Linked DNA regions of Homo sapiens: region 2 is linked to region 1. Evidence: chromatin loops called from intact Hi-C (ENCODE). Cell type or tissue: GM12878. All regions are shown on one strand. Links, peaks and the distances in the headings refer to the core of each region. The heading gives the core; the rest is flanking DNA. Region 1 has its middle 70 kb from the start of LINC02450. Region 2 has its middle 56 kb from the start of LINC02461.

The links. A loop is a pair of places that touch in the nucleus more often than their neighbours do. Peaks named below come from ENCODE experiments on the same cell type or tissue, not always from the same donor. Only the 100,000 strongest peaks of a DNase experiment are listed, where the experiment ranks them.
Region 2: a loop joins it to region 1, with 2.3 times the contacts of the local background. A loop is called at or near these places in 1 of 110 quality-filtered maps.

Annotation. Positions count from the first base shown.
Region 1 is chr12:42,759,898-42,765,284 of GRCh38, forward strand. No RefSeq gene overlaps it. Among named protein-coding and RNA genes, the nearest start is that of LINC02450, 70 kb to the left of the region's middle. RefSeq lists a silencer at 3,266-3,355. In GM12878, for the core only: no CTCF peak of the experiment used is centred there; a DNase peak (open chromatin) is centred at 3,334.
Region 2 is chr12:43,208,158-43,213,544 of GRCh38, forward strand. No RefSeq gene overlaps it. Among named protein-coding and RNA genes, the nearest start is that of LINC02461, 56 kb to the left of the region's middle. In GM12878, for the core only: no CTCF peak of the experiment used is centred there; a DNase peak (open chromatin) is centred at 2,474.

The sequences.
Region 1 (5,387 bases), core at 251-5,250:
CTAATCAGAGAGGTCCTCTGTGGGTCGTAAGACAAGAAACTAGGGGTTTAAAGGTCCCTCAGGAACCAGGGACCAAAATCTGGATCTGAGGAGCAAAATGCTTAAACAAGCTCTGTCTGAGGAGTGAAGGTTAAATGACCCCAGGAATGGGCCAGCTCTTTCTTAAGCAACTTCCTTGGTTTGGGGCCAGAAGGCCTGATGCCCAGTGTCTGTGAATGCACAGGATTGCAGGCGGAGTGCAGCACTTGAGCACCTTCTGTGCTTTTCAGCTCAGCCTTGGAGCAGTTTTATTCCATAAATATTATTATATTTTATATTATATATCATATATAAGTGTATTATAAAAGGCAAAATTGTGACCTGTTGGGTCTTGGACTCAGAACCCATGCTATGGAAAAAGGGACTTCACCCAGTAATAAAATGCTTTGGGATTAGTCCCATCAAAAAGATAAAAATCTTAAATTGCAAGCATCATAAGAGATCTAACTTTATTTAATCGTGGACACGTTTCCTGCTCTAACTTTTTAAAGATGGTCTGCATTTGAAAAGAATTAGGACAATCCTGTATCTTTGATCAACTTGAAAGTCTCTTTAGGGGAAGATATTTAACACTCTGGTTTTTAAACAGAAATCTAAATATGCATCAGCTAATAGTTTCCTACATTAAGCAGTATCAACTTTGCCATTTCATGACATCCAAATGAATAGGAGACCTGTTTTATGCTTAAAAGTGACTATCTGTGAACTAAACACACTTGACTGAGAGGTTTTTATGTGTCATTATTTTTGACACAGCTTGTCATTAGTTTTAACTTTGACCTGATTGCAATGAGGAATTTGGTTGTGCAAGCTTGCCTATTGTTTATCTATACTCAGACTTAATTATTGCTTCCCAGGTCAGTCATCACCATTTTAAGTGGAAAGAAATGGCTTTAACCCTTGGGATGATTCCCACAGAGTTTATTTTGTGTACTTGGATCATGAGGTCAGATGCATAGAAAAAGTGGTCACAGTACTCCTGGGGTGGGGGTGGGGTGAAGTGCAGTCCAGCTACTTGGTGGAGGAGAAAAGTGCGAGGCTTTCTCTCTTGTAGAATCACCTTAGTGGAGATGCGTGAGTCAAAAACTAAGGGGCAGAAGAACGGCCATTGTATGGTGTCTCAGAAGAGTCCTTCTTTCCGTTTCCCCACTATAAAGCTTTTTTTTTTTTTTTTTTTAATTTTCACCATTAAATTCCTTACAGTGGGAGGCACTATTGATACGATGGGCAGGGTAATTTTTCTCTTGTGTCTAATTCCTGGCTATTGCAGGATGTTTAGCATCTCTGACTTTCTTCCCCCAATTATTTTGGCAACAACAATGTCTCCAGAATGTTCAAAATTTACTAAACACATTAACCTGGTTAGTAGAGAACAAAGCATGACTCAGATGAGAAGGCCAGAGAAATTTTCTTGGGAAAAGAGAAGAGAGGGAAGCTTCAGATTCTGCTATAGATCATGTCAAGTGGTAGAGGTGCTAAAAATTTCTGTGGAGGAGCACCAGCAATGAACCTTGCCTACTAGAATTTAGCTGAATGTGTCCCTTGTTAGGTGGGGAGGGGGGAAGGAATAACATTTCTTGAGTAACTACTATGTGCCAGCAATTTGTAGTAATTATCCAACCTACTCATCATTATTCTGTGAATTAGGTATAATTATTCAACTTTCATATAAGGAACTTAGGGCTGACAGTGACAAAGTTGGGATAGGAATCCCTGACTGCTAAAACTGAAGCTGTCTCTCTTTAAAGATTTGAACTCATTATGAAACTTCCTCTGCATTCTAAGTTCAATGTTTTTCTTGTCATCCTGGGTGTTCAAGATCATATAAACAGATAAGGAAACTAGGGTTCTGTTACTTAACTTGAACAACTTACCTCTACCATGAACCTGGTAGAAGATGCCAATCAGAGCTGGGCCTGCTTAAGTGCTTGCAGCTACAATTACTGTATAATTCCTGACAACACTAGGCCTTGCTTTATACCGTGATGGCCATCATTTCCTTCTCAAAACTGACCCGTGCAGAGTGACTTGATAAGATATTCATGATACCATGATGGGCTGGAACTTGGGTCTGGGGTTCAGTGGCAGAGACTGGACAGGTGTTAGATAAACCTGTTTCCCTTTGCACCAGGACATACGACTAGACTACATTCCTCCGTTCCTTGTGGTTAGGAGTAGTCATAAACTAGATTTTGGCAAATGGAATGTGACTGAAAGTTATGTACATCACTTCCAGGCCTGGCCTATAAAATCCTCCCTGGGGATCCTCCATCATCCTTCCTCCCTGTCTGCTGGATAAATTTTGGCACCAAATGACCTTGAAAACCATGTGTTGTATGTGCCAGAGCCTTTATCACCCTGGGTCCCTCTGAAGCAAACTCCCTTTTTCAGACCCTCCCACTGTTGATTGGATTTTATACACTGGGTTCAGCTCACTAGTGTGCTTAAATTAACTATCTGGCTTTCACTGGCTGGCAAGAGCTGACTGTTAAATTTGCAGGAATTGTGTAAGCCAGTTGACATCAAGTTGATAGCTTGGAATCAGTGTGATTGGAGCACTTACAATACAGAGGTTGGCAAGTGCTATACATCAGGGCTTTTATTGCAGAGAGTCATTTTACCAGCACACCACTGGTTAAGCCACTGAAAAGTATTATTATGTAGGTAGCATTATCATAATTTATATTCTGTGACACAAAGTGTTGTTCTGCCTTAAGACAACCTAAAAGGTGTGAAATTGGCTTAGAGGTTGGTGGAAGGTGGCAAGAGGTGGGATTTGAGGAAATGAATGTCAGAGACAGGAAAAACAGGAGCATGTTATGCAGTGACAAGACAATTGGTAAAACGTTGTCTGTGATAACTTGGAAGGCAATGTGCCCATGTAGCCCATACCTCTAGGGGAGATGGTTGGAAAACAGAATGGTAGTAGTGTGTATTGGCTATTAGTAGCTGAAGTTAAAAAGTATTAGAAAATAAGAGATAAAACCCAGGCAAACACTGACTTGTTTATAAATAGAAATAAAGAGGAATAGCATCCAGAAATAAAGGACTTGTAAAATTTTAAAAAGTTTACTACTTTAAGACCCCAAATAGTAGGAAATAAGACAGGAATAACTTTTATATAACAAAGCCTCCATTAAAAAGTAAATCTATACTCAGGTTTTTTTTTTTCAATCATCACAAATACTTTTAAGATGTGAAGTGTTTGAATGCATTTAGATTTTGAGTTTCATTTTGAATCACTTGAAAAATAAAATTAGCCCTGTGGTTTGCTCTTACCATCAAACTTACTGTTCCAGTTACCTTTTTTTGCTGTGTAACAGAACACTTCAAAACCTAGTTGTGGTCGGGCACAGTGGCTCACACCTGTAATCCCAGCACTTTGGGAGGCTGAGGCAGGCGGATCACCTGAGGTCAGGAGTTCGAGACCAGCCTGACCAACATGGAGAAAACCCCATCTCTATTAAAAATACAAAATTAGCTGGGCATGGTGGGGCATGCCTGTAATACCAGCTACTCGGGAAGCTGAGGCAGGAGAATCGCTTGAACCCAGGAGGTGCAGGTTGCGGTGAGCCGAGATCATGTCATTGCACTCTAGCCTGGGCAACAAGAGCGAAATTCCATCTCAAAAACAAAACAAAACAAAACCTAGTTGCTTAAAACAACAATAATCATTTATTTTGCTCATGAATCTGTAATTCGGGCAGAGCTCAGAAAGGAAAGCTTGTCTCTGCTCCATGCAGTGTCAGCTAGGGTAGATTAACTAAAGGCTGGAGGGTCTGCTTCAAGGTGACACACGTGTCTGGCAAATGTGTACTGGAGATTGGCTGGAAGCTTGGATGGGATTGAGGGATGTGGGCTTGGCTCCCTCCCGACGTGGCCTTCTGTATGTAGCTTGGGCTTCTTCACAAAATGGTGGCTGGGTTGTAAGAACAAGTGTCCTGGCAGAGAGCCAGGTGGAAGCTGTGTTGCCTATTAAAAACTACTTTGGAAGTCACATAGCATCATTTGCCCTGTACTCTGTTATTCCAAGTAGTCACAAAGGCCCTCCCTAGGTTCAAACGGGAAGAACATCCATTCCACTTTTTGACAGGGAGTGGCAAGGTTCTAGAAGAATGTGTGGGATGAGAAAGATGACTGTGGATGTTTGCAACATATGTTCTGCTGGGGAGTGAGAGAATCACAGCTCAATTCATTTAAGAACCCATCTTAAATGATCTAGAGAAATTTGTTACCTTAAAGTGATGTTTTGAAGTTAGTGCATTCATTTTCTACTAGTCTAAGCCCAAAACCTGTTATCCAGGTAATAACCAGAATACAGTCTATAGGGCAAGAAGTCCTGAAGGGATACCTGGAGAAATTTAGAGAGAAACAAAGACTTCTTACTGGATAAGACTAGGCGAGAATTCATGGCCATCCATTTATCCAATGAACATTTGTCGAAGGCCTTCTATGTGTCAAGAACCATTCAAATCACTAAGGAGATAAAAATGAATCATTTACTTTTGCTCTCAAGGAAACTGAAGGTGGTGGTGAGGATGAGGGTTGGAGGTGAATAGAGAGGCATCTGTATGTTTACGAACTGTTACTATAGACCAGTGATAGGGGAACAGTGCTTGTGGAGTGCTGAAGTTGATGGTGTCTCATTCTACTTGGGACAGTTGTGAAAAGTGGAGAAAATTTGACCTGAATCTTCTCTTATGAAAAATCAAGAGTCAAGTTCCTAGCAGAGGTGGGGCTGCCAACCCGGCTTTACTGACTCAGAAATCTAGTGCTCTTTCCATAAAACAATTCAACTTTTTTAGATTAAATTGTGTTGTACACATTACGAATAGATTGCGAGTTCAGCTGTTAAAATTCCTTGTGAATTTTTTTTGTTCTTTAAATACTGGAGAGATGTAGGCAAAGGTTTTGATTAGATATATTAACAAGGGACTGGGAGAGCATGCAAACAGACCATCTTCAGATTATGCAGAAGTCTTATTGGATCTGAGAACTTCAGTTTCCTTAACTAAACTTTTACAAGAGCTGCTAACAAGGTATCACAGAGATTTGTTTTCATTTTGTTGCTTTCCTTTTGCTTAGCAATTATCTGAGGGAAATTGTAATATAATGGCCAAAAAGGTAAACATAAAAAATTAAGGACATGAATTATCTAGTAGTCCAGAAATTAGGAATTAAAGACATGTGCTTTTCTTAGGATCTCAAAAATTCGTGATCCTAAAACAGTTGACCCTGAATATTTAACACAGAATTTGTTTCCTCCTCCATCTCTTATAAACTTTGATTTGGTCCAGAGTTCTTGGAGCCTGACGAAGATGAAGAGCAATGATTACTTAACTCCACTT
Region 2 (5,387 bases), core at 321-5,320, 450 kb after region 1:
GAACCTGCAATATCACCTGCCCAGTCTTAACTGTTCTTATTACATTATATTCATCTGTGCCATATTACACATTATGTAGCTGCCTCTTTCATTAGACTATGAGCCTATTACGCATGAAGAATGTACAGTATTTATATCTCTATATCCCCCTAACACACAGTAGATGTTTAAGTCATGTGGTTTGAGAGAATGAGTCCTGCCAAATGCTGAGTTCACACATGGTACTCACAGCATTTCACGCACTGCCAGCCCCGTAATGTTAGGAAGTAAATGAGATCATATCTCCTTTTAGGTGGTGACTGACTAATTTTTTAATAATAAATGCTAAAACTGTGGGGCGGAGTTGCAAATAAAGTCATCAAACTATCGTTTCTGAACCTTTCTACTTATCTGGAGGACACTTGCCTATCTCTGGTCCTCTGGAGTCTCTCCCATTCTCTATACAAAGGAGCAAGAGCTAGGACTAAGATGGCGATTATGAGAACAGAAAGGAAGGAATAGCTTCCAACAATTCTCAAATGAGCAATGAGCAACAGCACTGCTTATGCATGAGGATGGAGAAGAGTCAAGAAGGAGTCATGCATGGTTGCAAAGCATTGAGCCTGAAAACTTCCTGGGGAGAAAATTTTCGAGGAGACTGACCGACAGTAACCTGCCAATGGCATTGGCCCATGGAGACAAAGAGATGTTATTTCAAGCAGAGGCCAGAGGAGCAGCATGAACATCAGAGAATGACTTAGCTCTGAAAGAATTGCCCAGAAAACACTAAGGACTGTGAGCTGAAGTTGGTCCCCTTCCCTCTCTTTCATGTGCTGTCTGGCTTTCTCTCTTCTCCATCTCCAAAGCTTTCATCCAGCTGACCAGTACTCACCCTCTGAGGGTCAACCAAATATTTGTATAGAACTTTAAAGTTCACAAAGCCATTTCACACACATCGTCTCATCAACCCTGTGAGATAGATATGCATGCTTATTTTAAAGGAATAGTCAAAGAACCTGAATAGTAGCAAGGGGCAGAATCAGGGGTTGAGCATGAGGTATTCTGATTTTGTATTTATTCAATTTCTACTATTCAACATTATATCACATTCTCTAAGAGAAAGAAGTATAAGCAATGGCCTTTTGACCTCAGGGATCTATCATCTTATTGGGGAAACAAACATAAAATATATCAATTGATGAGAGAAAAAATGTGTGCATTCAAAGATTATATATTAATAAACATATAGCAATATGTTAATATATAAAATTATGTAACAACTGCCACATTAAATCCAATAGTCCATCTGGGAGAAGAATCCTTTAAATATTTATTCAGGCTCAGTGGCCAACGGCACAGAACACTGTAGAATTGGAGCATTTGCAGAGATTTTATAGGACCACTAGACTTTGTTTATTTGACTACATAGAAACTGTGTCTTGAGAAACTGAATTTCTTTACTTATAAAAATGTAAGTAATATTTTCTCATCTGATGCCAAATAGAATAAAGCATACACATAAAAAAAGAAAAGCTCCATAAAGTCAGCATGATTGTTAAAAAAAAAAAGGAAAACTATGTACATTTTTTAAAATTATATATATGTTTTATGCATTTTAAACTGAAATGGGAAGATGGAGCTCCTGGTGCACATAGTAGAAATATAACTTTCATATATAAGCTTTACATTTATTGACTTTTTTATATTAAAAATTCACTCTTTAATAATGGCAGAAGAAAATAAAAATTGATTTCAAAAAGGAGTAATTTAGTTCTCCAGGAGGAAATCACTTTGACCCTAATTTAAAATAATTTACAGGAGATAAGTCCTCTCTAAGGATCATGTTATACTTTTGAAGTTTAGTCTTTTTCAAGCGGGAGGCAATTAGAATTTTTAGAGGCTAGTGTTTGTGGCAACATTTTAAAAAGGCAGTTTTGGGATTCCTTTCAAATCAGCACTCCATCCCCACCCCAGTACCTCAGTTCTCAGTGAAGCTGCATAAAAATAGATTTCAGTCTTCATGTTAAAGACATTTTACCAAATTCCATGGTTTTCACAAACAAAATCATTTTTTTTCTTATTCTGCCCTCAATAAAAATGAAAAACAGCTTCGAATTACTCCTCCTAGGTTATTCATGCAAAATCTTCCTTCAGCTTTTTGCCACCCAGGAGATGAGTTCTTTATTTCATTTAATAGAAGATTTTTAATTAGAAGAGCTCTACTACAAACAAGAACAAAGAAGGTAAGGAAGGTTCTGCTGGAAAAAAAAAAGGCTTGATTTAGAGAGGGAGCAGACAATTCATTTGATTTTATTTGTTAAATTAAGCTATTCTTTTGTTCTTCCAGAGAGGCTGAAACACAGAGACTGGGAAATGCACAAATGTCTGGAGACCTATCTCTAAGAGGAGAAAAGTGAGTCATTAAAGACACCCAGTTATGTGTGGGAGTCATCACTGAGGGTCAAATTATCAGGCCAAAAACAACTGGGCATAACTCAGTTTCTGGAGCTGTTTCATGTCAGGGTTAACTCCCACTTCAAAGAAACCCGACAGACGGGAAATGAAAGTTCAGAACTTCTTCTTTTGAATCTGTTTTCAAAATGGCTCACGCAGTTTGCAGTCTGCTGTCTTTTAAAGTCAAACTTCAAGGCTTATCATTACTATTTGCCTTTTATCGAGAGCCAATAATATGCCCTGAAGATACGCATGTACATATAAATTATTATTCCTCACTTTTGGGGTTGGTGGTGATAACATTGCTCTCCTTTGAGGAGAACATGGCTGGAAAACTTGATGAGGGATTCCCACACATCTGCAATAAGAAAACCATGTCCAAATCAAGTAGTTGCAAAAGTGACTCATAAGATGAGATGGCTTTCCAAGAAGGATACTCCACCAGGATTTGGATGCAAGTTTCATAGAAGGGAGCAAATGAAGAGCTTTTGAAAGAAAAAGAGGAAAACAAGACCCCGTCACATACACACACTCCTTGTTTGGTCAAATAGAAATAAGCAGATTGCCCCAACTGAATCATCTCTGCCTTCCTGGTAAAGAGATCTTCATTGTACAAAGAAAATTAAAATCTCTTTGAGAAGCTTCAGACTTTGCTTCTGAACTTTTTCGGATCCTGAAACCTATTAAGGTCTGCAATTAATTTGTTCTCTCCTCTGTGCTGCCACAGATCATGTTAGTAACTGGTGATCCAGATTTAACTAGGCCTTGAGCACGAAAATAAATACAGGGGTCATCATCATTGTAAATGAATCGGTTTCATCTAGTTCCATCCTAAACTAACTGGTTTAGAAGTTTCTAGGAGGTATCACAGAGCTTAGTAAAACAAAACAAACACATAAAACAGCTCTGCTTTCTGTTTTGTGGAGCAGAGACTCTTACTTTTTTATTAGAAGCCTCGATCCTGGGACACTTCTTTCTCAACCTAGGATGGCCTTGCTTCGTTCACATCCTCCATCTCCATTCTGGGCTCTAACAGCCACTCCACCAAGATGGGGAAAACATGGTCAAGAAGATTCTAGCACTAACAAAGTCCCAGGCAAGCTCCTTTAGGAAACCACTTTGACTCATCCAAGGAGTCTTGCTCTTATTATTATTTACAACTGATTTAAAACTTTCTTTCCTTAACACAGTCTCTCCTTTGCGTTGCATATTGTATAATATCAATGAATTTTTCATCTTTTTTTGAATAGTTAATACATGCACGTGGTTCAATTATAAACACATACTATAAAGTCTATTGTAAAACTTCTCAGTCTGCCCAAGACTCACAATCCTGCCTAGTTCCTATCCCTATATGAAGGGAGGTAGAACAAATATGGCATAATATAAGGATATTTCCCTATAAGGATTTCCTGAGGTTTGTAAAAGTTTGTTTATTGGGCATTTTTGTTTTACTTCTCTTCATTAGAAATACAGATGACTGAAAACTTTGCAAATTTAATTATTGAAAATATTTTTAAAAGACAAAAAAATCATTGAAAATGTAGGGGGGAAAGACAATTAAGGTTTCCAGCTGTTCATAGTCTTATTATTAATGAATATTTATAAACCAAAATTAACTTTAAGTATTTCCTTTTTAAATATGCAATACTGTCTTCAAATATGTCTCATGCTTTTGTGCCTTCAGGCATCTGTTTCCAGCTGTTCATATTTCTATTATTAATTGAATATATTTACAGCAAAGCTAGTGTTGTGCCCTTTTGTAATCACTGCCAGTATTCTGTGTGCTCATGCTAACGGATTCACCTAGAAAAATGCCCTCGTTTCTCACCATCCTCTTAACTTACCATCACCATCACCGTTCCCATGCCCCACTACAACATACATTGTGTGACATATTTTAAAGCGACATCAACATTATAGCTGATGCCTAGGAGGAGGAGAAATGTTTCTTATGTTTACAGTGTATGTGATTGATCTTGGCATTTTTTTTGGAGGAAACTTAAAGTTTCGCATAATGTCAACCTCAGCAGTGAAGAAAAGTAAAAGCCTCCAAAATGACTTAGAAAATACAGAAAGAGACAGAGAGAATTATCTTCAAAGAAAAAGCTGCTAAACACCAGAATCAAAACAGTCACTAAAGGACAAATGTGCTCCCGGGAGAAACAAAGATCTCTTCAAAATGAATCATATAATGAAAAGATAATAATTCCAAAGAAAGGGGAAGTAGAATCCATACAAAATCAGAATTTAAAATATATATGACTAAGGAAGTCAGAAGAGAAGAAATAGTGAGTTAAGGTTATACAATTTTGAATTCTGACTCTCATTTGTAATAGTTTAGTGAATTTATAAAGAGAGGCCTATTTTTCTTGGCTATTATATCAGCTCTGTCACATTTCTTTCTTTAGATCTCCCATGATGTTCTTTATCTTATAGAATTGAAACTGAAGGAGAGCCCAAGAACATTTTCTCTTTTCCCCAGTAGTTTAAAATCGTTTTTAAAGAACAATTTTCTAGAATCACAAATGCTTGGAAGAAGCCTCTAAAAAGAAGCTCAAGCAACTCAAGTACTTTAGCATAAAAAACAATGTCAAATATATAAAAGTATAAGCTAATCTTCTACCAGGGAGGAGAATATGACATACAGGATAAAGAATACAACCAGACAAAAGCAAAAAAACTAAAATGAAGTCAGATTAGAAGTTAATATTTCCCTTTTCTTTATTTGTCAGATCAAGTCAATTCTCTGTCTGATTCCAGAAATTTAATAAAATTCAGAACAACTAAGAATAATTTCCTTTGGGAGAGAAAACCATCCAGCAAGAACATAGCTAGCAAAGGACCTATGCCTTAGTTCCAAGGTTTGGCACTTACAATATACACACAATATACACAGTTCTAATCACATAATGCTAATGATAAGGAAGGAGCTCACTCTATTTCCTAACAGT